Regions from separate parts of the Homo sapiens genome. Here regions 1, 2, 3 and 5 are each linked to region 4. A link is a loop called in an ENCODE intact Hi-C map of the cell type or tissue named here. Cell type or tissue: PC-3. All regions are shown on one strand.

What was found. Hi-C counts contacts between places; a loop is a spot of excess contacts. Peaks named below come from ENCODE experiments on the same cell type or tissue, not always from the same donor. Only the 100,000 strongest peaks of a DNase experiment are listed, where the experiment ranks them.
Region 1: it touches region 4 in a loop (4-fold over the local background); 9 of 110 quality-filtered maps call a loop at or near these places.
Region 2: it touches region 4 in a loop (9-fold over the local background); 7 of 110 quality-filtered maps call a loop at or near these places.
Region 3: it touches region 4 in a loop (6-fold over the local background); 18 of 110 quality-filtered maps call a loop at or near these places.
Region 5: it touches region 4 in a loop (6-fold over the local background); 3 of 110 quality-filtered maps call a loop at or near these places.

What each region holds. Positions count from the first base shown.
Region 1 is chr14:89,135,386-89,140,385 of GRCh38, reverse strand. No RefSeq gene overlaps it. Among named protein-coding and RNA genes, the nearest start is that of TRA-AGC15-1, 160 kb to the right of the region's middle. RefSeq lists an enhancer at 38-959. In PC-3, no CTCF peak of the experiment used is centred here; a DNase peak (open chromatin) is centred at 2,655.
Region 2 is chr14:89,303,394-89,308,393 of GRCh38, reverse strand. The region is part of intron 3 of FOXN3 (forkhead box N3); the gene reads left to right. Among named protein-coding and RNA genes, the nearest start is that of FOXN3-AS3, 44 kb to the left of the region's middle. RefSeq lists enhancers at 3,036-3,305, 4,219-4,418, 4,519-4,578, 4,609-4,678. In PC-3, no CTCF peak of the experiment used is centred here; a DNase peak (open chromatin) is centred at 4,753; H3K4me3 peaks cover 1,885 bases; H3K27ac peaks cover 2,434 bases.
Region 3 is chr14:89,218,949-89,223,948 of GRCh38, reverse strand. All of the region lies in intron 4 of FOXN3 (forkhead box N3), which reads left to right. Among named protein-coding and RNA genes, the nearest start is that of FOXN3-AS3, 130 kb to the left of the region's middle. In PC-3, no CTCF peak of the experiment used is centred here; no DNase peak of the experiment used is centred here.
Region 4 is chr14:89,037,552-89,042,551 of GRCh38, reverse strand. LOC105370615 (a long non-coding RNA gene) reads right to left here. Exons shown (of 3, transcript XR_944128.3): 1 at 773-5,000. Among named protein-coding and RNA genes, the nearest start is that of TRA-AGC15-1, 61 kb to the right of the region's middle. RefSeq lists enhancers at 1,046-1,602, 1,654-1,773 and a silencer at 2,074-2,133. In PC-3, CTCF peaks have their summits at 1,809 and 2,026 (motif pointing left); DNase peaks (open chromatin) are centred at 1,221 and 1,721; H3K4me3 peaks cover 2,028 bases; H3K27ac peaks cover 1,662 bases.
Region 5 is chr14:89,505,197-89,510,196 of GRCh38, reverse strand. It overlaps a transcript of FOXN3 not described here. Among named protein-coding and RNA genes, the nearest start is that of FOXN3-AS2, 69 kb to the left of the region's middle. In PC-3, no CTCF peak of the experiment used is centred here; DNase peaks (open chromatin) are centred at 1,946, 2,526 and 2,876; H3K4me3 peaks cover 983 bases; H3K27ac peaks cover 2,152 bases.

The DNA of each region.
Region 1 (5,000 bases), 98 kb before region 4:
TTGAACCCCAGTGGCTTGGCTCCTGATCCGGGGCACCCATATGCACAGAGCCCAGAGAGAATGCTAAACATTGTTTACCTTTGCTGTCAACTCACCTTGCTGGTCACACAGAGGCCCCTCCAGTGGGCATCCTGGAGCCCCCCTGTTCTCTGTGGTCTCCTCTTGCTCTTCTCTTTCCCTGCTTCAAAGCTGACCCTCCAGGACGCAGGCTCCATTCCAGAATTTCCACATCCTACTCTGGCTTTCTTAGGTGTCCCGGCTTCTTCCCGGTAGCGCATTTACATGACAAACACATCGTTCTTCTGTTAATATTGACCTCTTCTCAGAGCAGAGCTCCTATGCTCTAGTAAGCTAGCAGTCTGGCACTTTATCCACTTTACTAAAGAACCCCGTCCCCTGAGTTGAAAAGTAAATACAGTGGGAAGAAAAAGAGTATCCCATTATTCCATGAGAACAACGCCCACTTGTTGAGCATTTACCACAAAGCGCAGCCTGTATGAAGTGCTACGCCAGTGTTGTCTCATTCATGACCTGTGATGGGAGGATGACTATTCCCATTGGACAGATGATGATGTTGAGATGTAACAGGTGAAATAATTTGCCTGAGGCGTCATAGCTATTATGTGGCAGAGCTAAGACTTGAACCCAGGTGTTTGGAGGCACACCTAAAGAAAAGCCGCCGAGTCATCTTTTAAAGGCCAGGAGGCAGTGAGGGAGGCTCCACCCCAGCTGTCATCCCTGCCTCCTGGCCTGTCCCTGAGAAGCTCTCCACACAGGTCCCAGGCTCTCTCTCACCTGCAGGCTTAGCCCTGCCCCACCTACTGCCCAGTGTTGGCTGAGGCGGCCACTGTTCTGCTGCCTGAGCCCCTTCATTTGCAGAGACTTCATGCCATCACTCCCTGGGCCTGGGAGGTTCTTGATGTCTGCCAAGGGACCAGGACTGTGCCCTGACCAATGAGCAGGTCTCGAGCCAGAAAGATGTTTTGCCACCTTCCTCAGGAGCCCCGCGCTGTGGGGAGGAGCCTCCGTGACGCATTCCCGGGATCACACCAGGCCAGGCCAAACAAGAACACAAAGCCCCACAGGTCTATGTCCACGGATTCTGGCTGAGTCCCTGCCAAGACCCCCCCTGATGACTGGAGTGTTTTTAAAGCTGCCCCCCAACTTCTGTGTTCAAGAGTGGTTGCAGGAATGGGGAGGAGCCCCACTCAGGAATCCGGAGGTCCAGACTAGCTCTAGGAGCAGCCCAGAGGTTTTTTTTGTGGTTACTGCCTGGGACCCCTGCTGAGGAGTGGCTATTCCTGACTGGCTCAGCTGCTCTCAGCACATGCCCGTGGGCACACCTAGGCTTCCCTCCCACCGAGGGGCAGGCGGGAGTCCTGTGAGCTGGAAGGACAGTGCACGCAGGGCAATCCCACAGTGGAGTCGAAGCTGTCAGTGTCCTCCCAGGCCCGCTGGCATTCACATTGCAATACCTGCCAAAGGACTGCCCACCACACAGCAGGCTACCTAAAGGCCTTTCCCAGGTGGGCCAGGAGAGCAGAGAAGCCCCACTCCCCGCAGCCTTCAGCCAAGGAGAGATGGAAGCTGGAGTTTCATAATCCCAGCCCCCTCCACCTTCTAGTGAAACACTTCTGAGATATGTGCTACAACCCTGCTACTCAAAGTGTGGTCCAGGGACCAGCAGCACTGACATCACTAGGAGTTTGTTAGACATGCAGAGTCTTGGGCCCCACCCTGAGCTTCTGGATCAGAGTCTGCATGTTAACAGCATCCCAGGAGCTTCGAGTGCGTGTTCAGCTTTGAGAAGCACTGCCCCATGCTGTTTTCCAAAGGTTCCAGGAGGAATAAAGACCCCATTGCCCATAGTAGCAACCTGTTCCACATCATACCTTTTACATGCTTCCTGCACTTTCCTGTTTCTCCACCTACCCACCTTCCCCAACTCAGTGCTTCCTGGGATCCCCTCCCAATTAAACTACACCGTCTCCAGGTTCATTCCTGGGGGAACCAACATAAGATCCGTGGTCTCTTTGGGACAAAGTATTGGATCTACTGCAAAGCCCAGTCCACCCCTTGCACACTATGCAATGCTGCACAAGAGAAATAAGGAAAATACTAGTATTTAGTTCTCAGGGTCCCTTCGAGGATGAAATGAGACCATTCTTGTGAGGAGTTTGCACAGTGGCTGGCACATGGTAGCCCTTCTATAAATGTTAGCTGTTGTTACTCTCCCGCTTCTGCTTCCAAAGCCACCTTAGTCCCCTGTGCCCTGTGAGTATGCAAACATCCAGGTCGTGCAGGAAGAGTGACATACAGGTTCAAAAAGGGCTTGAATCCAGCTGTGTCTGCAGTTGGCTGTGTGCACTTGGACCTACAATTTCACCCTTCTGAGCCTCAGTTTCCACACCTGTGAAATGGGAATATAAAGACCAATCTCACAGGCCATTTTAAAGAAGAAATTCAACAATGTATAGAAAGCACCTGACTCTGAGTCGGGTATACAAGTGGGTACCCAGAAGATATTTGTTGAAAGGAAAGCTGGAGGGACAGAGTTCTGAGCAGTCTGCTGGAGTGGCGGTGCCTCTCCCAGCCCAGGCCATGACTCCAGCATGACTCACCACCCCTAAACCTCAAACTTGGGCCTGGCCCTTTGCCCACTGGTGCGGCCCTCGGTGTGGGTCACCCCAGTGCTGCCTTGGCCTGAGCAAACAGGAAGAGCCAACAGGCAAGAAGGCCTGGCCTGCTGCCACTCTGAATGAGGCTCAACTTCTTGCTTCGTGCCCAGCCAGAAAAGAATGTTATTCCATGAGCCCAAATCCCTCACTGGGCAAGGCTAGCAAGAACAACTGAGGCACTGCTAGGTTTTGCAGGAGTATTGGGTGAGGGGCACCAGAATAAGGGATTATATTGAAAGGGAAAGTGTGTTCTCAGGGCATCTCCCCAACCCCTAAGGAGGGAGGGAGATTCTCCTTTGAGGGTAAATGGAGGCACAGGCCTGCTGCCTGGGAAGCAGATCTTAGCATCAGCACCAGCTGGGCAGGCCTCAACATCACCATGCGAAGCTGTTTTCTTGGAAGGGACTGCAAAATTAAAGGAAGACCAGTGATGTTTATATGCTGCTTTTAATTTTACAAAGGATTGTGTTATTCATTAGCTTATCATCTTGTCCCCTGTTGACAAGTGAGGGGAACTGAGTTCTAGAGAGGTAAATAATTGCCTTCAGTCATTTGCAAGAAGCTGAAATTTCACATCATGGATTCACAGTTCTGTGAATTCTCTACTCCAGAAAATAGACAATTTAAATGGCAGGAGAAAGAGATCCTCTGCTTTAGTGTTTAAAGTTATTTTTAAAGTAAAGGATAAGGTCTTTTATATTTGTTCAGACAGATAACATTTCTAATGCTCTTTATTTCTTGGTGTTTCCATCTAGTATCATTTTTCTTCAGTGCAAAGGACTTTAATATTTCTTGTAGTGCGGGTTTGCTGGAGATGAATTCATTCAGCTTTTAGTTTGTCAGCTTTCACTTTTGAAAGATACTTCTGCTAGGTATAGAATTCTAGGTTGACAGCTTTTTTTATTTCAGGATTTTAAAGACACATCTGTCTTGTCTTCTAACCTAACACTATTTCTGGTGAGAAATCTGCTGTCATCCTTTCTTTTGCCCCTCTGTATGTAAAGTGTACTTCCTCCCCCTACCCCGACTGCTTTTAAGATTTTCTCTTTACTACTAGTTTTAGGCAATTCAATTTTTCATGTGCCTTGGTATCATTTTCTTCCTGATTTTCGTGCCTGGAATTTCCTAGGCTTCTTAAGCCTGAATTTATAGTTTTCTTCAAATTTGCAAAAGTTTTGGCCATTACTTCTGCAAATATTTTTTCTGTTCCTACTCATTCTTCTTCAGGGGCTCCAGTTACATATATATTAGGCTGCTTGAAGTTGTTCCATAGCTCACTGATCGCTTTGCTCGTTTTGGGGCGTCATTTTTCTCTCTGTTTCACTTTGGATAGTTTCAATTGCTGTCTTTAAGTTTATTAGCATTTTTCTGCAATGTTTAATCTGTTGTTAATCCTGTGCAGTGTATTTTTATTGCAGACATTATCTTTTTCATCTCTAGTTGTTTTATTTGGTTCTTGTTTTAATGTTTTCTGTGTCTCTCTTCAGCATGCTCATGCTTTTGCCCACCTTCTTGAGCATATGGAAAACAATTATAATAACTGGCTTAATGTCCTTTTCTACTAATTATATTATCTGTGTCATGTCTGAGTCTGTTTCTACTGATCAATTTTTCTCTTCATTTGGGGCATGTTTTCCTGCTTCTTTGCACGCCTGGTAATTTTTTTTTACTGAATACTAGGTGCTGTGTTGTTGGATGCTGGATATTTTTGTTTCCCTTCAAATATTCTTGACATTTGTTCTGGTAGGCAGCTAAATTTCTTCAATCCTTTTGAGGCTTGCTTTTGAGCTTTCTTAGGTGGGACCAGAGCAGACTTTAGGGATAAAGTTTTCTTATTATTGAAACAATACCCTTCTGTATATTTTGTATATTATGACGTTTTTCTATTCCGGCTGGTGGGAACATGAACTATTCCTAGCCCGAGTGAGTCCCAGGGATTATTCAGCTTGCTCCTTTTTGTTGGTTCTTTTTCCTGCTCGGGTAGTTTTCTCACATGCATGCACTTGCACTGGTCAGTAGCCAATCAAGGGGAACCCTCTGCAGATCTTCAGAACTTTCTCTCTGTGTAGCTCTTTCTTCTCTGTGCAGTGCTCTTCTCTAAGGCATCCTGCCTTGTAAATTCTAGCTTCCTTGGCCTTCTCAAATTCTCAACTCTGTCTCGTCAACTCAGGAAGACCATCAAGCTCTCTTTGGGTTCTCCCTCCCTGTTCTGTAGCCTGAAAATTACTTCCCCTGTTTCCCTTCCCCTGGGGATTACTTTCTGTATTATCTGTTTTCTAATATCTGAAAGGTATTGTTTCATATGTTTTGTCTAGTTGTTTA
Region 2 (5,000 bases), 270 kb before region 4:
CATCTCGAACAAATTCCAGAAGATTCGAGCTCATTTTAGGAGAGCTAATTCCATCCTGCAGGATTAGGGACAGAAATATACAATTTTTTCATTTGTCTTCTTTTTGTTTGTCTGTTTGTTCATTTGTTTTGAAACAGGGTCTCACTCTGGCACCCAGGGTGGAGTGCAGTGGTACAGTCTCTGCTCACTGAAGCCTCACCTCCCAGGTTCAAATGATTCTCGTGCCTCAGCCTCCCGAGTAGCTGGGATTATAGGCGGGTGCCACCACGCCTGGCTAAACTGTGTATTTTTGGTAGAGACAGGGTTTCACCATGTTGCCCAGGCTGGTCTTGAACTCCTGACCTCAGATGATCCGCCCACCTCGGCCTCCCAAAGTGCTGGGATTACAGGTGTGAGCCACTGCTCCCGGCCTAATTTTTCATTTTGATGTTATTTTCATGCTCTTCTTCCAAAAATGCAAATACTGACAAAACTTGAAGATCTTTGTTCTTTTCTTTATGTCGGTGCAGAGTGTACAAAAGTTACCTATATCGGGCACACATTGAAATTTGCATTAGCAGAGACTGCTATAGGATTTACTTATGAGTGATTCTGAAAGGTTAAGAATGGCACTTTTTCTAAGCTTTGGTTGAGGTTGGGATTGGGAAGGATGGTTCCTCTCACCATGGTTATGCAAAAACTATGGGTTGTAATAGGATGCAAACACGTGTCTCCCAAGAATAAGCAGAGGTGCAGGCTGCCAACGAGCTTTAAGAAATACTGTGGCTCGGTAAATGGAGAACCGAAGGGAGAGAGGGTAGCAAAAGCAAAGAGACCTTTGGTGTTTCCGACTTTCACGAGAGCCTGTCCAAATTTTCATCTGCATCAGCACTTTTCTAGCAAAGTTCACCGGCCATCCAGCATTATCTGGTGGGCGGCCTTATTTACACACATATATATAATTGATTCCATATTCCTCTCAGACCTACAAACAGTACCCATGTTTGTTTTTAATAACCAGAATTATTTCAGCTTAAAAAAAGGTGTAGATTTACATAGACAGTCTGATGAGTGCCTCAGATTGTTCCATTAGTAACACAGAGGAGAAACAATCTTAAGAAAAACATTTTGAATTTGTGTGTGGAGGTGGAGAGAGGATTGGGTTAGTGAAATCAGAAAGCTTCCAAGTAATGATTATTACATTTAATAATAATTAGATTAGCGTTCCACAGGGACTGTTTTCTGGAAATTTTGGTAGGACAGTCACTGAGTAACACACACACTCAGAGCAACCTAGGTTTCAGGCCATTGGGTGGGACATGGCCTATTTGCTTTGTTTTGGTCGCGTTTAAAGTTAATCCAAAATCAATTTCTTTTTCAAGATTAAAATGTCACTACTCTGTCTTCCACTTCAGGCTTCTGCAAACTTTTTCTATGAAGGGTCATGTAGTAACTGTTTAGCACAAAATAGACGTACACATAAACAAGTGAGTGTGTTGTGTCCCAATAAAATGTTATTTATGGCATTGAAGTTTGAATTTCATATAATTTTCACTTGTCAAGAAATAATATTCTTCTTTTGATTCTTTTTTCCCTGACCATTACCAAATGTCAAAGCCATACTTAGCTTCCAGCTAGTACAGTTTGGTTCATAATTTGCCAACCCCCGTCCTAGTTCTGACTTTGTAGTCAGAATTTTGTCTTTTGGGGAGAAAACTCCACTTTGCATATGAAGGAGAACCAAAATGGGCCGGGCGCGGTGGCTCACGCCTGTAATCCCAGCACTTTGGAAGGCTGAGGCGGGCGGATCACGAGTTCAGGAGATTGAGACCATGCTGGCTAACACAGTGAAACCCCGTCTCTACTAAAAATACAAAAAAATTAGCCGGGCGTGGTGGTGGGCGCCTGTAGTCCCAGCTACTCAGAGGCTGAGGCAGGAGAATAGCGTGAACCCAGGAGGCGGAGCTTGCAGTGAACCGAGATGGTGCCACTGTACTCCAGCCTGGGCAACAGAGCAAGACTCCGTCTCTCCGTCTCAAAAAAAAAAAAGAGAACCAAAGTGTGTGTGTGTGTGTGTGTGCATGCGTCTGTGTGTCTGTGAGTGTGTGTGTGTGTGTTGAGCTTTTCTGTTTCTTCAGCTCCCCTCTTGGGGATGAAGCAGGGTCTCTAGACATTAGAACTCCGGTTGTTGGAGCCTGCCACCAGCAGTTTAGTGCTGATGGCAAGGAGGCTCGCCTCAGGGACTGAAAAACTCTTCTCCACACAGAGAATTCTAAATGACTCTTGAAATAGAGGGAATTGAGAATGCAGACAAAGGCAGAAACTTGAGAGGAAAGCTGCTGAGCATTATATGCACATAGCTCTGTAAGGGTTGTGAAAATGGTGGTGGTGTTCTCATAATTTCTTTGCAAATATATATGTATTTTAAAAGGCTTAGGTCTCTCAGCTGCTTCTTTTCATCCTTATTCTTAGAGAAGTAGGCAAAAGACATGCTTCCACAAATTATAAACACCTGGTTTTGTTTAGTATCCTATTGAGGGAAATTAGGAAAGTTGCAGAAACATTCAGTTTTCCTAAATTGTTTTACAAAACCTGTGACAATGCACTGCAGACATATGCATTGTATTTAGTTAGATCCGTTTAATAAGAATCATTCTTATCAGGGCACCTCCCAAATCCTTCATAAATATAAGGCTTTTAAATATTTGTCTCCTTTTATAATTAGTCTAGATTTAGCAGTGGGTCTTCCTGATTTGGGAGGAAGCATGCTTCATGGTTGCCTGGCAACAGCTAATCGTGGTATTAGGGGCCAACAAAACAGTTGGCAGAAACTGTAAATTCTTTTGTCTTGTTAACAAAAAATGATAGTTAAAGATACAGCAGTATGTTAAGTCTGTTCTGTTGTTCAAACATATAACTTACGTGATAAATTCCTATGCTAATATAACCTCAGTGTGCTGCTCAAATTTATAGCTTGTTTAGAGAACCTGCTCACTTCGTACTTGGGTCACATGTCATCTGCTCATGGTACTGAAACTCATCGGGTAGGACAGTGATGTCATAGAGGCGTCCTTTTCTCAAGGGCTCTTAAGATGAATCTGAGGTTTTTGTTGAACGATGGGTTCTGAAACATATGTGAAGCTCCAGCATAAACGTCTGAAGTCAGGATTCTGGTTCTTAAGCAGGAGCCGCGAGTTCACCATCGATGACCTCAGTTCCCATCTCCTAGTGGCCCTCAGTGGGTACAGACACCAGCACCCGGCCTGTGTGATCCGTCCTGGTGCTGGCCAGGCCTTCCTCTCGTCCCCTCCAGATCAGCCGGGCTCAGCGTAAGTTTTCTAGGACAACTTCGTAAAATGAATTCTCATTTCATAAGCAAATATAGTGTGAGTCATGCTTTGGCCACATAGAATTAAGAAGGAAGAAAAAACACTATTTATTTGGTTGGTACTTTTTTTTTTTTTTTTTTTAAGAAACTACACTGTATTCCAGATTTGTCCGCAGATCACTGTCAGCTTCCTCTCCTCTGGGTATATGTTTTTAAAGGACGTTGTCTATTATGGGTCAGGGTCCCCCGCTCCACCAGGCACTTCGGTGTGTATTTTCTCACTTAACTCCCAGCTCTGTGCAGAAGGTCTGGGAGACACCAGTGCTTAAGCCAAGTTTTATGGGGGCCAGACGAGGAGCAGCCGGGTTGAATGCCCAGGTTTTCTCTGGTTTCCAAGCCCATACTCTGCTTTATCCTTAGTTTTGGGCCCAGTTTTCAGAACACATCCAGAATCATCCATTTGCCCAGCAAACCAACATAAGGTATCAAATGAATGGCCAAGATGTTGAATGTATTTCATCCTTTGTTTCCTTGATTTCTAAAAAAACAGCCCTTAGATATTTTTAACAGAATTTTTAAAAAGCACCCCCTGTTGTCTAAGTTCTCTTTTCTATATGATCTTTGCCGCCTCTCCTGCCCCCACCTCCACCATAGTCAGAAATCTCACATCTCAACAAACATCTCTCTCCTGTCTTCACCGCGGTTCTGCTCACAGCCACTTTCCCCTTCAAACTGGACATTTTGGATTTTCCCTGCTAACCTTACCGCCCCTTCCCGCCCCTTCCCGGGCTCCAGCTCAGCAGGAAGAAATGTCGTCAGCAGAGGCTGCAAACCCAAGCCTGTCCCTTTTCAGTGGTATTTTTACTACGAGCTGAACTACTTCAGCATCATGTAAACACGCTGGAGTGTGTTCACAGCTGCCTCTCTTTTAAAGTTGAACCAGCTCAGAACTAAAAGGGGAACTGCTTTCAGGTTCTGTTCAAGTTTGCATGTGACAGCATCAAAGCTATTTTTAGCAGAGTGATCACCGGCAAGAAGCTGGAAACGGCTGCCTTCAACTATCAACAGTGGAAAGAAAGGATCATTTATGGACTGCTGCAGCTCTTGAGTCCATTTATATGGGAGACACAGGGGTGTGTAAATCTCTTCTTCAAAGTTACAAGGCGTCTTGTCCCCCATCACCTTTGCAGAGACAGGGCAGTGTTAATTTAGTGCTTGGTTGCCTGGGCTCCAAGTTAAAGTAGATACACTGATAATAGTGAATTATAGGACTGTCCTCAATGTCTGTTCTGAGAAGAAGGCGATGTATAGATGCTCAGAAACATCCATTAAACTTTTGAAGTGTTTGTATTGTTTCTTCAGTTTTCCTTTTCTTTTCTGTAGATCACCAAACTCAAGAGACAGCAGGAAACGGGAGGTAGTTATGTAAGCATCATGGCAATGAAGAGAGCATGAGTCACTTACTAGCCATGCGACCCTCATTAAGTGACTTTTCCTTTCTGAATTAAGTGTTCTTAGCTGCAAAATGAGGATCATAATACCAGCCCTATATACTTTATAGGGCTAGTTTTTTTTTTGTTTTTTTTTTTTAGCAGATGTTTATTGAACACCTACTCCATGCCAGCTCCTGGGGACATGAGCTGAATCAGATCGTCAGTGTCTTCAGAGAGCTCACAGTCTAGCTCCATAAATA
Region 3 (5,000 bases), 180 kb before region 4:
GAGTATTTCAAATAGTTAGAACAATTGATACATTGATCTGCATCGATATGTTGATCTGCATTGATGTCTTGTTTAAGGAATTCATTCTACAGACCTGATTTCCTTAAGCATTTCTCTGCTTTATTCTAAATGTTCCTGGGGGTAAAAGATGCTCACACAAATTGTCCAAGCATGGAAAGACCTGCTTCCCATGAGGACGCCTCTCCCCCTGACTTCCACACCTCAGGGATCTTTGGAAACGTCTCTTCCCCAGCAACCAGCGCCGCACCCGGCCCACCTCTCACCCTCGACTGCCCAGTGGGAGAATTGCTATAAATTCCAAATCAGATGCTTTCTGAAAGGGACCTACCAGGGGCTTCTGGCAACTTTAAGAAGGAAAGTCTGAGCAATTGGAGGCTCCTGGAGGCTGCCCAGGAATGCAGTTCAGTCCTCGGAATTTCTAATTCTTCTTCGCCCTGAGGAAGCTCACAAAGGTGGACAAGCAGGCCCCTTCTCACCCGAAATGTAGGAAGCCATCAGCAACCTGCACCCTGGGCGATCTCCCAGGAGAACCTGCCCCTGGCCTTTGTGGTGACCTTTGCTGTGGGAAAGGGGAGGCAGGAGGCCATGGGGTCTGGCCTTGGAACCACAGCCCGTGGTCTGCACCTGCCCACCCAGGGACTAGTGCTCTTCCCACTGGAGGCCGACTTCAGGACCACCCGACACAGCCTCGCCAGCTTCCCTTCCACCCTCGGCCTCCCATCCTCATAGATCTAGCATACAGTGGCTCAACTCAACTTGTGCCTCAGTCACAAGCCTCACGGTCATTGAGATTGCAGGAAATAACAGACCAGTAAGTAAATCTGGCTCTCCAGTTCACATTTTTTAAAAACCAAGCCCAGGCCAGTTGCGGTGGCTCACATCTGTAATCCCAGCACTTTGGGAGGCCAAGGTGGGAGGATTGCTTGAGCCCAGGGGTTCAAGACCAGCCTGGGCAACATAGTGAGACCCTGTCTCTGTTTAAAAAGAAAAAAAAATTGAGGCCAAATTGTTTCTTATCCTACAGAAACACTAAAGGCAGATTCCATAGTTTAGATACTCTCAGCAAAACTTTTGCCCCCAATTATTTCCTTTTTTAAAATTTTTATTTTATTTTATTTTTTAAAGGAAGGGTAGAGGGAGGTAGGAGAGAAGAGCAAAGAAAATGATGTTTATTTCACTAAAGAAACCATCAATTGTGTCATCCCAGGTAGTTTTGGGCATCGCCTTCCTAGGTGAATTTGGGTGGGAAGGTGGGGCTGCCTTCCCGGCTTGCTGAGATGTTTCGGTGACCAACAGGTGTCCTCCTGAGCTCGGCTGGGTGTCTGTGCCCCTGACTCCTGGGTTGAGCTCCTTTTTATAGTCATTTGTAAATGAGGCCACAAAATAAAGAGGCAGATTTCATGTGGCCCACACTCCTTAGATTCACGGTAAACATTACGGATTTCTCTGTCCACTTGTATTAGTCTACGTCCCCTGCCCTCTGGCTGTCACTAGACTGGATTTACATTTTTTTGTATCTTAATATATGTAAGCGTCTTTCCATTAGAATCCAAAGACCTTGAAACTCTGTGGAATTGTGCATAATTTTCATGTATTTCCTGTCTTGGGGGACCAGGCAACGCTGACAGATGTTAAAATGAGCTGGTATATTCCCAGCTTTAGTTGACTCTGTCCAGAGCTCCCCAGCCCCACAGTGGGCATAGGCAGGGTACTTCTCAGGTGACATCAGCTCTGGAGAGCTCTGTGTGCCACAGCAATGGCCAGTGATGGGTTTCCACGGTGACAACTAAGTTCTCAAGAAAAGATTGTGTAGGCCGGGCGCGGTGGCTCACGCCTGTAATCCCAGCACTTTGGGAGGCCGAGGCGGGCAGATCACGAGGTCAGGAGACTATCCTGGCTAACGCGGTGAAACCCCGTCTCTACTAAAAATACAAAAAATTAGCCGGGCGCCGTGGCGGGCGCCTGTAGTCCCAGCTACTTGGAAGGCTGAGGTGGGAGAATGGCGTGAACCCGGGAGGTGGAGCTTGCAGTGAGCCGAGATCGCGCCACTGCACTCCAGCCTGGGCAACAGAGCAAGACTCCATCTCAAAAAAAAAAAAAAGATTATATAGACAGGGAAGTTGGTGTATGATGTGATTTTTTAATTTGGTTAAAATATTTAAAATAAAAAATGATATTTTAAGAGGTGATGCTTCTTGTATTGGAAAATTCTCTTAGAGGGGATACTTTACTTCCCAGCCGTGTCACTGAGAGAGATCTTGCTGCATAAGACAAACAGTGGCGAAAGTCTGACAAAGGCCTTTGATCCAGTGAGGAAGTTGGCAAAATCAAGTTCTTTATGACTGTGTTGAAGAAAAATCAGAATAATACAGTTTGGTTATCCTTTATTTGTTAGAAAATGTTAAGGGATTTGCAAGGCTTTCTGGCTTTTGCTTCATATATCACAAATCTGACTGTAACCAAAGGTAAAGGTTATATATAATATGGCATAGTGAATAATGCATGGGGAGTGATAACAGACTTTAAAAGAGAGAAAGAAAAGAAGGTGGCTTTTAAGTACAGTATGGCATTTCCTTTTCTGCCGTGGTGATACATGATATAGTGCTCTGTGGTGTGCAAAATGTTATTGGTTGTCATAGCAATAGAACACCATCCAAGAGAAAGGAGGAAATGCTAGCCTAAGACACTTCGCTGGAATAGAACTACCATTATAACAAAATAATCATTGTTACCACTATGTTTACTGTCAAATAATAAAATCCACGCTACATTTAGTGGTAATTCTCAGTGGCCCTTACACCACACTAGGGCTTGTATTACACACACAGGCTTCTGCCTTCGTTTGAGAGTTTTGTACCTATTGCCTCTGCTGCTTGTTGGTGTAAAAATAGGTTCTGTTTTTAATGCATCCCTGAACTCACTTTCAGCTACCAGCCTGATTCCATAAGCTTCAGGGTTTGAACACCTTCTCCATAGAGTGCTGTAATTAATTTTTATTTTTTTCCTTGCTGTCAGGGTTGCCTCCCCTTGGTGATTTTTCAGTCATCGTTCTATCACGTTAGCCTGTGTAGTAGAACTGCCTCACCTGGAGCTAATCTTTGCTTTCTGATGGTTCTCAGGGCATTCTTCTGGCCGTCTTTCAAAGCATGTATTAACACTTGGATACAATTGAGAAATTCGTCTGATAGGAGTACTGATGCTCAGTTGCCTGGCAGGTCAGCCCCAGAGAGATGCTGGGGGACCAAGGACAGGGTACCATCTAGGTCCAGATCAGACATCTTTACCACAGTCATGGCCACCGCTCTCTTCCCGATCCAGCCCATGAATACACATTCGTGACCCAGGCTGGTGTACAGTAGGTAGTATGAAGTAGGTAGTATGGAAAGAGCCGTGTGTGTATTTGCAGCCAGGAAAAATCAGTCGTATCACCAGCACACAGCTTGCATTGCGGGTCCTGAAAATGGTGATGCTTTAGTTGTATCATTTAGATCTGAAGATGGTGCAGCACTATTCAGTGCTGTGTGCCAGCTACTCTGTACATGCTTTCTACACACCAGCTCATTTAATCCTCAGCCCATTTTACAGATAAGAAAACTGGAGCACAAAGAGGTTAAGTATCTTGACTGTGGTCACACTGCTGGTAAGTACTGGAGCCGGGATTTGAACCCATGCCACCTGAATCCAGAGCCTGCATCCTCAACTGCTCTGCCACTTTCCATGGTCTGAATTGGAACCAAGGGAGGCCGCAAATGAATCCAAAGCATGTGGCTTCTCTGGGAGATCTGCTGGGCCTCGCAAGAGGAAGAAGAATAATGTGATGAGAAGAAAGGAGGAGGAAGGTGTGGCTTGCAAAAAGCATAGCAAAATGGAGCAAAGCAAACATAAAGTTCAGCTCATCAGTTGATATCAGTATGGAATTATATACATCATTATAATTTTAAAAAAATAGTCAACTGCAGACCGATGATTAGTTCTGTAAGTGGCAAGGATCCTGCCTGAGACTTCTCTCCTAACAGCTTCTGGCAAACCTAGCCCAATGATACCTCAGTGCTGCATCCCAGCAATCTCAGGGGCGCTGCTGGATACATATCCTATTGGTCAAATGGAATATCCAACCAACACAGCTTTAATGACAACTGTAATAGTAGCTAACATTCATTGACAATGCCTACAAACCAGGCGCTGTTCTAAGGGCTTTGCGTGTATCAACTTGTTTGTAAGGGAAGGGGGTGCTATTATCACATTTTCCAGGTGAAGAAACTGAGGCACAGAGCGGTTACGTCAAATTGCCCCAAGTTGTACTTCCAGTACGTGGTAAGAGTCGCAGCCATCCACTCGCCAGATGTTTGATGACAGCCCACTGCATGTGGTGCCATGCTCTCGGGGAACACGGGCTAAGGAAAGACAAGGCCCTTTCCTCATGGGGCTGACATTCATGGGAACACATGTGCAAACACAAAGTTAGAAGCTCTGAGCATCTCCAATAATGCCTTTATTAGTCCGTTTTCACACTGCTATAAAGACATACCTGACGTTGGGTAATTTATAAAGTAAAGAGGTTTAACTGACTCACAGTTCCACATGGCTGGAGGGTTCAGGAAACTTACAATGGTGGCAGACGGCAAAGGGGAAGCAAGGCATGTCTTACATGGAAGCAGGAGGGAGACAGAAGGGGAAGTGCCACACTTTTAAACCATCAGATCTCGTGAGAACTCACTGTCACGAGATGGGGACATCCACCCCCATGATCCAGTCACCTCCCACCACCTCCCTCCCCTGACATGTGGGGATTACAATTCGACATGAGATTTGGGTGGTGATACAGAGCCAAACCATATCAGTGCCTGTCAAGTATTAAGCAGGAATTTCTTAGGGGAAGAAGGGAGTTGACAAAGATGCAGGATTGAGAATAACAATCTGTTAAATAAAAGGAGAAAATAAGAATAAATGAGCTTTGCTTATGGAAGACCTTGGAAGGT
Region 4 (5,000 bases):
AATATTCACAGGTTCCAGGGATTAGGATGTGGACATCTTTGGGGTTCATTATTCAGCCTCCCATACTCAGCATACATTGGATTAAACCATATACATTGGGTTTGTAGGTCAAAAAAGGTTCAATATTGGCGATTCCATGTGATTCCACCTAAGGGTTCTCAATATATAGGAGTTACTATTAATACCAATAACAAAAGAGGAGATAATTTTACCATAAACTGCCAGCTCTGGGCCTGTCCCTGTTGTCTGAGGAACAGTGTTTTGGGCAATTTCACCTGACTGTCTGTGTTTGCTGAGCCCTGGGTTTTTAGTACTTCCTGTACCTTAGTACTTCCTGTGTCACTGCCCTGGAAGCATAGGTAGGTTCCTCCCCAAGACCATTTGCCTCTCTACTATCCTGGAAGAAGCCTACTAAAGAACTGCAGAAAGAGACACTCCCTTCTGCCCAGCTACAGGGCTCTGTACTCCATAGCATCAACACTGCTGAGGAAAAAGCAGCTCCCAAAACTGTCCGTGTTGCAAATGTGTTTGGTGCGGTAAAAAGTCTGTGGCACTGACGCACTGTGCCATATTAAAGCCTGAAGCCAAAGGAAAAATAAAAATCAGTGATATTGAGCTTCTCTTTATTTCAAATCTGATTTTTTTTTTTACCATGGTTATTTTACATTTATTTTGACTTTTAAAAAATATTGCATTAAACTATTATTTATCCTGGCTACTAAGTTTTTTGGCATTCCCTTAAATTTTGCACCCAAGATTTCATTCTCCTCACCCTAATTCCCAACCTGGTCTGTGAGTTGGTATTTGCAGCTATTCTGTCTGATTGATGATCGTTTTGGAGGGACACTCCCGGCAAAAGTTCAAACTTTATCTGTAGAGGAAAACAAGGTGGTTAGGATTTACCGAAGTAATGAGAAGGAAAGTCACCCTCAACCTCTAAAATACCCCTTTTCCGAGTGACTCTCTTGGCTGCCAATTGCCTTCTCCAAGTGAAAAAGAATAAACTAATTTCATACCTATTCTGTCCAATAAAGCTCATTGTCCTACCTCCACCTCCAGTGGTAACAGACAGGAACAGTTCATTTTCCATTGCTAAGCAACGGCAAAAACAGCGCCCGGCATCTGTGCCCGGCCTCACCGGCTGATAGGGATCACTGTCTAAAGTTCTTGTTTGCATTTTGAAGTCAACAATAATTGCGGTTCTCTATTAGTGTTCATTAAGATGGTTTATGGCTGGACTAACTCCAATCTCCACTCAGCGGTTTGAATGCGTTGTCCTCCCAGGGAAAGAAATATTTGGCAATAAAAACCCTGCGTTTATTTCCTCCCCTCATTTCCCCTTGCTGGGCTGGGAAACGATGGTCACCATCCGCAGTTCCCTGGCCGGGGAGAACAAGGCGCCTGTTGAAGGTTGTGGAAGAGAGGGGTGGAGAGGAAGCCTCTGCCCTCCTGGAGCTGGCTTCCTTCCACTCCATGCTGAAAGTAGGCCAGTGGAGCAGAAGTCTGCTGGGGGAAGTGAGCTCTTGCTGTTCACTGGGGCGGAGAGCACTACCCTATTTTCCCAACGCCAGCCCTCAAGTGTGGAAAGAACCTTCCCAGCCTCTTTCCACGGACTCAGTGCCAGGGAGAAGCACTGCCCTGGGACGTGATCGGCTCCTGCCTCCCTGGCCCGGGACTGGGTCAAACAGTGGCCTCAGTGTGATGGCAGAAAGTTCCAGGCAGCTTGAAAGGGCCGCCCTTGGATGCAATTCCCAGGTGTTGACTCACCCGCGGCGGCTGAAAGGCTGCCAGCCCCGGCCAGCAGCAGGCCGGCACCTTTACGCAACCTCTCCTCATCCCCAGCTCTGAAAATACATCCAGAAAGCAGCCTAAAGCAAGTCATAAGGATGTCGTTCTCCCTTTTAGACCCCATTCCAAGACACCCTTCCACGCTCGGCGCTTTTCAGAGCAAGCGTGGCCTGGCCGTCATGGTCCTCTCCTCGCTGGAGAGAATTTTAGGGCCATCCTGGAAAACAAGCCCGCTGGCGCCCCCTAGTGTGCCCGGGAGCCAACGCCATTCCAATTTGTGTTTCGGGGAGGCCGGGCTAGGTGAGTGGGGTTGGAGAAACGAATCCAAGGGATCAGGGCAGGAAAGTTTAATTCCATGAGGTCTGGGGCAGGTAACAGAAAATCACACTTACAGTCCTGACTCCGTTTATGACTTAAGAAATTGCTGTTCTTAACTTCTCTCTCGTGCTTTCCTCTGACTCAAATCTCTCCTGCCTGGTTGCTGGAGAGCAATAGGATCTTGGTGTCTCTATTACTGAGGGAAACTGAAGACCAAGTAGTCGAAATACCTTAACCTTATTAAGAAGTTATAGAATGACCCTGTCTTGGGGTTGGTATGTGCAGAAGCTTAATCATCGGAAATCAAGAAACTGTAAGTCCAAGATCATTTGCTTTGCTACTGTTGCTAAAACGTCTTCACCCTTCTGTTGAGTACAGAGACACCCTACGGCAATGATTCCCAAGCAACTGGAAGGTTAAGAAGATCTTAACAGCAAATTCCTTGTATCCTGGTAATTCTGTAGTTCTTTCTCTTTCCTTCTTCATTTTCTCTGAATAGCAAGGAAGACAGAGTTCAGGTAAATGTGGGGGAAAAAATCTTTTGTCAGGATAAGCCAGGGCAGGATGGGTGCTGGAGTATGATGGGGGTATCGAGAGCCATGGAAATCTTTAAAAGAATTGGCCACCACCTGCCTAGGATAACTAGGAGGTTTGCCTACATAAAAGCTTGGGCGCTTGACCAAATGGTCACTTGAAGAATCTTCCCAAGTGGCTGGGTGCGGTGGCTCATGGCTGTAATCCTAGCACTTTGGGAGGCCAAGGCGGGCAGATCACCTGAGGTCAGAAGTTCAAGACCAGCCTGACCAATGTGGAGAAACCCCATATCTACTAAAAATACAAAAATTAGCTGGGTGTGGTGGCACACACCTGTAATCCCAGCTACTCAGGAGGCTGAGGCAGGAGAATCGCTTGAACCCAGGAGGCAGAGGTTGCAGTGAGCCGAGATCATGCCACTGTACTCCAGGTTGGGTGACAGCATGAGACTCCGTCTCAAAAAAAAAAAAAAAAAAAAAGGAATCTTCCCAAGTTGATTATCTTGATTAAACAGTCAAGAATAGGGATGGCAAATAAGTTTCACATTCCATACCAACCTTAGTCAACTGAAGAGCCCAAAGCATAGTATTGAGAGTGTTCCTGAAAGTTCAATTTGAGGCAAAGCATCTTGATTGATTTGTAATGTCTGCCATGAGCACACAACAGATGGGTGGTGGCATACATACAGCTAGGCAGGAAGATAAAAGAGGGTATTACATGCCAGAAAGCCACACCATTGTGCCTTTTTCTTTCTTTTTTTGTTGCTTGTTTGTTTGAGAAAAGTTCTTACTCTGTGAGGCTGGAGTGCAGTAGTGTGATCATAGCTTACTGTGGCCTCGAACTCCTGGGCTTAATTGATCCTCCTGCCTGAGCCTACAGATAGCTGGAACTACAGGTGTGTGCCACCATACTGAGCAAATTTTTTACGTTTTGTAGAGACAAGGTCTCACTATGTTGCCCAGGCTGGTATCAAACTCCTGCGCTCAAGTGATCCTCCTGCCTGAGCCTCCTAAAGTGCTGGGATTACAGGTGAGAACCACTGCACTCAGCCCCCATTGTGCCTTTTGATGCTACTGTTTGATAATTCTTGTATTTGAGGACTGTACTGACAGTGTGGCTTTTCCAACTTCCTGTATTAGGGTTGAGGGAACTTACTTTTCCCATCTTCCCCCTTTTTTTTTTTTAATTATACTTTAAGTTCTAGGGTACATGTGCACAACGTGCAGGTTTGTTACATATGTATACATGTGCCATGTTGGTGTGCTGCACCCATTAACTCGTCATTTACATTGGGTATATCTCCTAACGCCATCCCTCCCCTTCCGCCCACCCCACAACAGGCCCCAGTGTGTGATGTTCCCCTTCCTGTGTCCAAGTGTTCTCATTGTTCAATTACCACTTATGAGTGAGAACATGTGGTGTTTTGTTTTTTGTCCTTGCGATAGTTTGCTGAGAATGATGGTTTCCAGCTTCATCCATGTCCCTACAAAGGACATGAACTTTTTTATGGCTGCATAGTATTCCATGGTGTATATGTGCCACATTTTCTTAAACCAGTCTATCATTGATGGATATTTGGGTTGGTTCCAAGTCTTTGCTATTGTGAATAGTGCTGCAATAACCAACAAACCATCTTCCCCTTTCCTAGTTTATAGAGCCTCTTGGCTGACCTGACAGCTGATATGGGATAGCAACAGGTAGAGGTGAGAATGCACCTGATTCTCACCTTTCCTGAGATTATATGGAGTGATGGCTCAATCCCCAAGTACAAATTGAATGTTGACGGTATGGCCAAGAGGCTGGTAAGTGCTACAGCCATTCAGAGAAAAAAGGAGGGTACAAAAAGTTTCTAATACACCTCTCCTTAGTTACTCACTCGACGAGAAGCAGTTGGAGAACAGCAGCACAACACAATCCCTCCAGAAACAGAAGCAGGAGAGGTGGGCGGAAGTGAAGCCATCCTTTCCCTCTGACCCTGCAGACCCTCGCGCAGCCACGGATCAGAAGCAGGAGGCTGCTGAGGGCCTGGCTCAGCTCTGAAGCTGTGCAGCATGTCCAAGGGGCTCTCCTGGCATGCCACAGAGCACCGAGGAGTCCTCATGGGTCCCTTCCAAAGTATATTTTGAACCATTCTGATTCTCTTCACTGCCACTATCCCCATTCCAGTCACAGTCACAGTCACCTCTCCAGGACAATGCACTGGCCTCCTAACATCCCTCCCTGCTTCTTACCTCCACCTTCCACCCATCACTCCACCCTCTCGTCTGGAGCCCACTCTCCAAATAGCAGGCAGCAGCGTGGCCTTCCTGAACACAAGTGACTCCAGCATCACACACATCACCCTCCCCTGGTTTCCCCTT
Region 5 (5,000 bases), 470 kb before region 4:
ACTCAACTTCCCTGAGCCTCAGGGTTTTCATGTGCATCATGGAGGAATTCTCCTTCCTGCCTCCTGCTTTTCTCTAATCTTCCCCCATGGTGAGAGGCCTCTCCCAGGAGGAGGTCTGCCTGCTGATATCTATCCGCCTCTCATCCATGTGGGTTCTATGGGGAGGAAGGGGGAATTCCATTAAGCTGACTGGTGAATGAGAGCTGGGAAACATGGGGAACATGCCCTTCTTCATGGGAAACATGCCCTTCTCCATGATGTCCATACTTGCATGACAGGATAAAACTATCTCCTGCAATCTGCCACAATGGGTCATTTTGAAATCTCGAAGAAGTCATTTATTCAGATTAAAACTATTTATAGCAGATGTAAGCAAACAATTCATTGGTGTCCTTGAGATTGATGGTTGGCACTTTACAGTTTTCATTAAAAGTTAAACTCTTTCTTCATTCAGCAAATATTTCAGTGCCCATTATGTGTCCTGTACTGGGATACAGCAGTGAATGAGACAGACCAGATCCTTGCCCTCTTGGGGCTGGCATCCTAGTGGGGAGATGGACAATGCTGGGCGTGGTGGATCATGCCTGTAATCCCAGCACTTTGGGAGGCCGAGGCGGGCAGATCACCTGTGGTCAGGAGTTCAAGACCAACCTGGCCAACATGGCGAAATCCTGTTTCTACAAAAAATATAAAAATAAGCCAGGCGTGGTGGTGGGCACCTGTAATCCCACCTACTTGGGAGGCTGAGTCAGGAGAATTGCTTGAACCCAGGAGGTGGAGGTTGCAGTGAACTGAGATCATGCCACTGCACTCCAGCCTGGGCAATAGAACAAGACTCCATCTTAAAACAAACAAACAAACAAACAACAACAAAAAAAACTGTATATAATTTGCAAATAGTGGTAAGTGCTATGGATAAAGATGAAGCAGGGAACAAGGTCCAGGAGATGCAAGCATGGGTGCTATAACTTTGACCCAGAGGGCAGGGCAGATTCCTTCACTGATGGAGGGGAGGGAAAGGCAGGTCGATGCTCAGCCAGTGTGGAGGTACTGATAGGGACCTGGTCCACTCCAAGACTATCAGGGAGGTCAGGGTGGGTGGAACAGAGTGAGAGGGAGGGAAGTAGGAGATGAGCTCAGAGCAGTATCAGTGGGGGTAGAGCGGAGGCTGGGGGTAGATAGCAGGTGATGTAAAACTGGTGGGAGGGTGTCCAGGGAGGTGATATGACATCCCTCCACAGGGCCAATCCATAGCGATTGTTTTATTCTTTGCCACATGCAAAGCCTGTCATGTGGAAGGCAGGAAAGGCCTAAAATCATAAGGGCACAGTGGTGCTGTTCCAGATCCTGTTCCTCAGTGCATGGTCCCAGGGCCAGCAGCACTGGCATCTCCTGAGTGCTTGTTAAAAATGCAGAATCTCAGCCCTACCACACACCTGCTGGATCGAAACCTGCATCTCACAGGGCCTGCAGGTGATCCATGGCCCACGAACATTGGAGAAGCAATGGTCTGGAGTCATCTGTGACTTTGGGCATCAGAAGCCCTGGGGGCTGCTCAAAACATGTCTACTTCATTGCCTGCTGGCCTCAGTTTTCTTGTAGTTTCACCTGCAAGGAGATGAGAATGATGCTGACATTCTCTGCTCTGCCCAAGCTCTTCGGCTTTTCTGAGCGAGTGCCACTTTCAACACCGCTTTCCCCATCCATCAGACCAATCTCTCTCTGGGGTGGTGTAGACTGGGAAGGTGCCTCTGGGAGCTGATACTCTGGCTCTGTGGAATTTCTAGGCTGTCTTTCTTCAGTGTGCTCAGAGAAGATGTTCTTTCCTCATAGTAGAGTATTACAAAGTCTATATTGTGACAGGGAACGGTGCTGCCTTCTCTGTGTGCACATAATGCCACTCCTCCGTTCAGCAGGGCGTATGCTTTGAGCTGAGCCACAAGCCTGGTGATTCACCTATAGGCCAAATTCCCATCATTTATTGCCAGGTCCCTTATGCACCCAGTGGTTCCAGATGCGGAAGGCTGGTTGCCTTCAAGGGTAGATGGAAATGCCTGTTTTCATGACAAGCACAGATGTTGTATTGTATTGACTGGTTTATGCTAGGATTGGGCATCATATAGTCGGCCCACCCTCCCAAAACAAAACACACAGCCCTGTGGCCTGGGTCCCGAGCCTGGAGTTTTCAGGTCTAACTATTTGGCTTAACTATTGTTAACTCCTGAGGGACTCTGGGTGAATGACTTTCCATGCGTGAACATCAAGCTGCTTATTGATAAAACAGTTACAATCATTTCTACTTCACAAGTTATTGAGGCTTCATTATCTAAATGCTTTTGAGAGCTGTCCTTAAATGTGTCATTTCCAGGCTTACGTCACTACATACTAGTGTGCCTTTTTTTTTTCTTTTTTTAATGAGTGTGAAATTGTCTCCCTCCTTCTGTTCATTTAGACTGCAGCATTGATGAGCAGGTAGTGGCAAATGCCTCTTCATATTACTCACAGATTACTGTGGGTTAAGAAATAAACTGGGCATTGACCTTTCCTTGCTGTTTCTGAATTAGTCACACACTTCTCATTGTTTGTGTATGGCAGCAGCATGACCTAAATAAAGTTAGGGTTGATCTCTTTCAGAATATATTTTGGATTTCTCCTTACAATAAAGTTAAGGCAAGTTGATGTATGGTTTGCAATCAAATAGAAAGACCTTTTCAGCAAAGCCCTGGCTCAATGGTGGAGTGATTATTGAACACTGGTTTCTAGTTGTGGCCAAATTCTCAAATTTCTCAAGTGTTACCTGGCCTGCTAAGGACTCTAATAGAAAGCAGTCTCCATTTGTCACTGCCATTTTCCATTGGTGGGGCAACTCGATAGCTCCGATTGCCTGCATCTTACCTTACCACCTTGGAATTCCAGATTAGCCCAATGCTTACTGTTTTCAGGTCTCTGCCATTATGCTGTTAGGTGGCTTTCTAAGCTAAACTGATTGACTGCTTAATCAGCTGCTGTCCATGCTGTGTAGAGTGGATGGGTTCAGGGACAGTGTTTCTTTTTTTTTTTTTCTTTTTTTTTTTATTGATCATTCTTGGGTGTTTCTCGCAGAGGGGGATTTGGCAGGGTCATAGGACAATAGTGGAGGGAAGGTCAGCAGATAAACAAGTGAACAAAGGTCTCTGGTTTTCCTAGGCAGAGGACCCTGCGGCCTTGCGCAGTGTTTGTGTCGCTGGGTACTTGAGATTAGGGAGTGGCGATGACTCTTAACGAGCATGCTGCCTTCAAGCATCTGTTTAACAAAACACATCTTGCACCACCCTTAATCCATTCAACCCTGAGTGGACACAGCACATGTTTCAGTGAGCACAGGGTTGTGGGTAAGGTCACAGATCAACAGGATCCTAAGGCAGAATAATTTTTCTTAGTACAGAACAAAATGAAAAGTCTCCCGTGTCTACCTCTTTCTACACAGACACGGCAACCATCCGATTTCTCAATCTTTTCCCCACCTTTCCCGCCTTTCTATTCCACAAAACCGCGATTGTTATCCTGGCCCGTTCTCAATGAGCTGTTGAGTACACCTCCCAGACAGGGTGGTGGCCGGGCAGAGGGGCTCCTCACTTCCCAGTAGGGGCGGCCGGGCAGAGGCGCCCCTCACCTCCCGGACGGGGTGGCTGGCCAGGCGGGGGGCTGACCCCCCCACCTCCCTCCCGGACGGGGCGGCTGGCCGGGTGGGGGGCTGACCCCCCCAACCTCCCTCCCGGTCGGGGCAGCTGGCCAGGCAGAGGGGCTCCTCACTTCCCAGTAGGGGTGGCCGGGCAGAGGCGCCCCTCACCTCCCGGACGGGGCGGCTGGCCGGGCGGGGGGCTGACCCCCCCACCTCCCTCCCGGACGGGGCGGCTGGCCGGGCGGGGGGCTGACCCCCCCACCTCCCTCCCGGACGGGGCGGCTGGCCGAGCAGAGGGGCTCCTCTCTTCCCAGTAGAGGCGGCCGGGCAGAGGCGCCCCTCACCGCCCGGACGGGGCAGCTGGCCGGGCAGAGGGGCTCCTCACTTCCCAGTAGGGGCGGCCGGGCAGAGGCGCCCCTCACCTCCCGGACGGGGCGGCTGGCCGGGCGGGGGGCTGACCCCCCCACCTCCCTTCTGGACGGGGCGGCTGGCCGGGCCGGGGGCTGACCCCCACCTCCCTCCCGGACGGGGTGGCTGCCAGGCGGAGACGCTCCTCACTTCTCAGACGGGGCGGTTGCCAGGCAGAGGGTCTCCTCACTTCTCAGACGGGGCGGCCGGGCAGAGACGCTCCTCACATCCCAGACGGGGCGGCAGGGCAGAGGCGCTCCCCACATCTCAGATGATGGGTGGCCGGGCAGAGACGCTCCTCACTTCCTAGATGGGATGGTGGCCGGGAAGAGGCGCTCCTCACTTTCCAGACTGGGCAGCCAGGCAGAGAGGCTCCTCACATCCCAGACGATGGGCGGCCAGGCAGAGACGCTCCTCACTTCCCAGACGGGGTGGTGGCCGGGCAGAGGCTGCAATCTCGGCACTTTGGGGGGCCAAGGCAGGCAGCTGGGAGGTGGAGGTTGTAGCGAGCCGAGATCACGCCACTGCACTCCAGCCTGGGCACCATTGAGCACTGAGTGAACGCAACTCCGTCTGCCATCCCGGCACCTCGGGAGGCCGAGGCTGGCGGATCACTCGCGGTTAGGAGCTGGAGACCAGCCCGGCCAACACAGCGAAACCCCGTCTCCACCAAAAAAATACGAAAACCAGTCAGGCGTGGCGGTGCGCGCCTGCAATCGCAGGCACTCGGCAGGCTGAGGCAGGAGAAACAGGCAGGGAGGTTGCAGTGAGCCGAGATGGCAGCAGCACAGTCCAGCCTCGGCTCGGCATCAGAGGGAGACCGTGGGGAGAGGGGGAGGGGGAGGGGGAGGGAGAAGGAGAGGGAGAGGGAGAGGGAGAGGGGACAGTGTTTCATTAGCTGTGTAGCGTTAGGCAACCTACAGACTAAAGC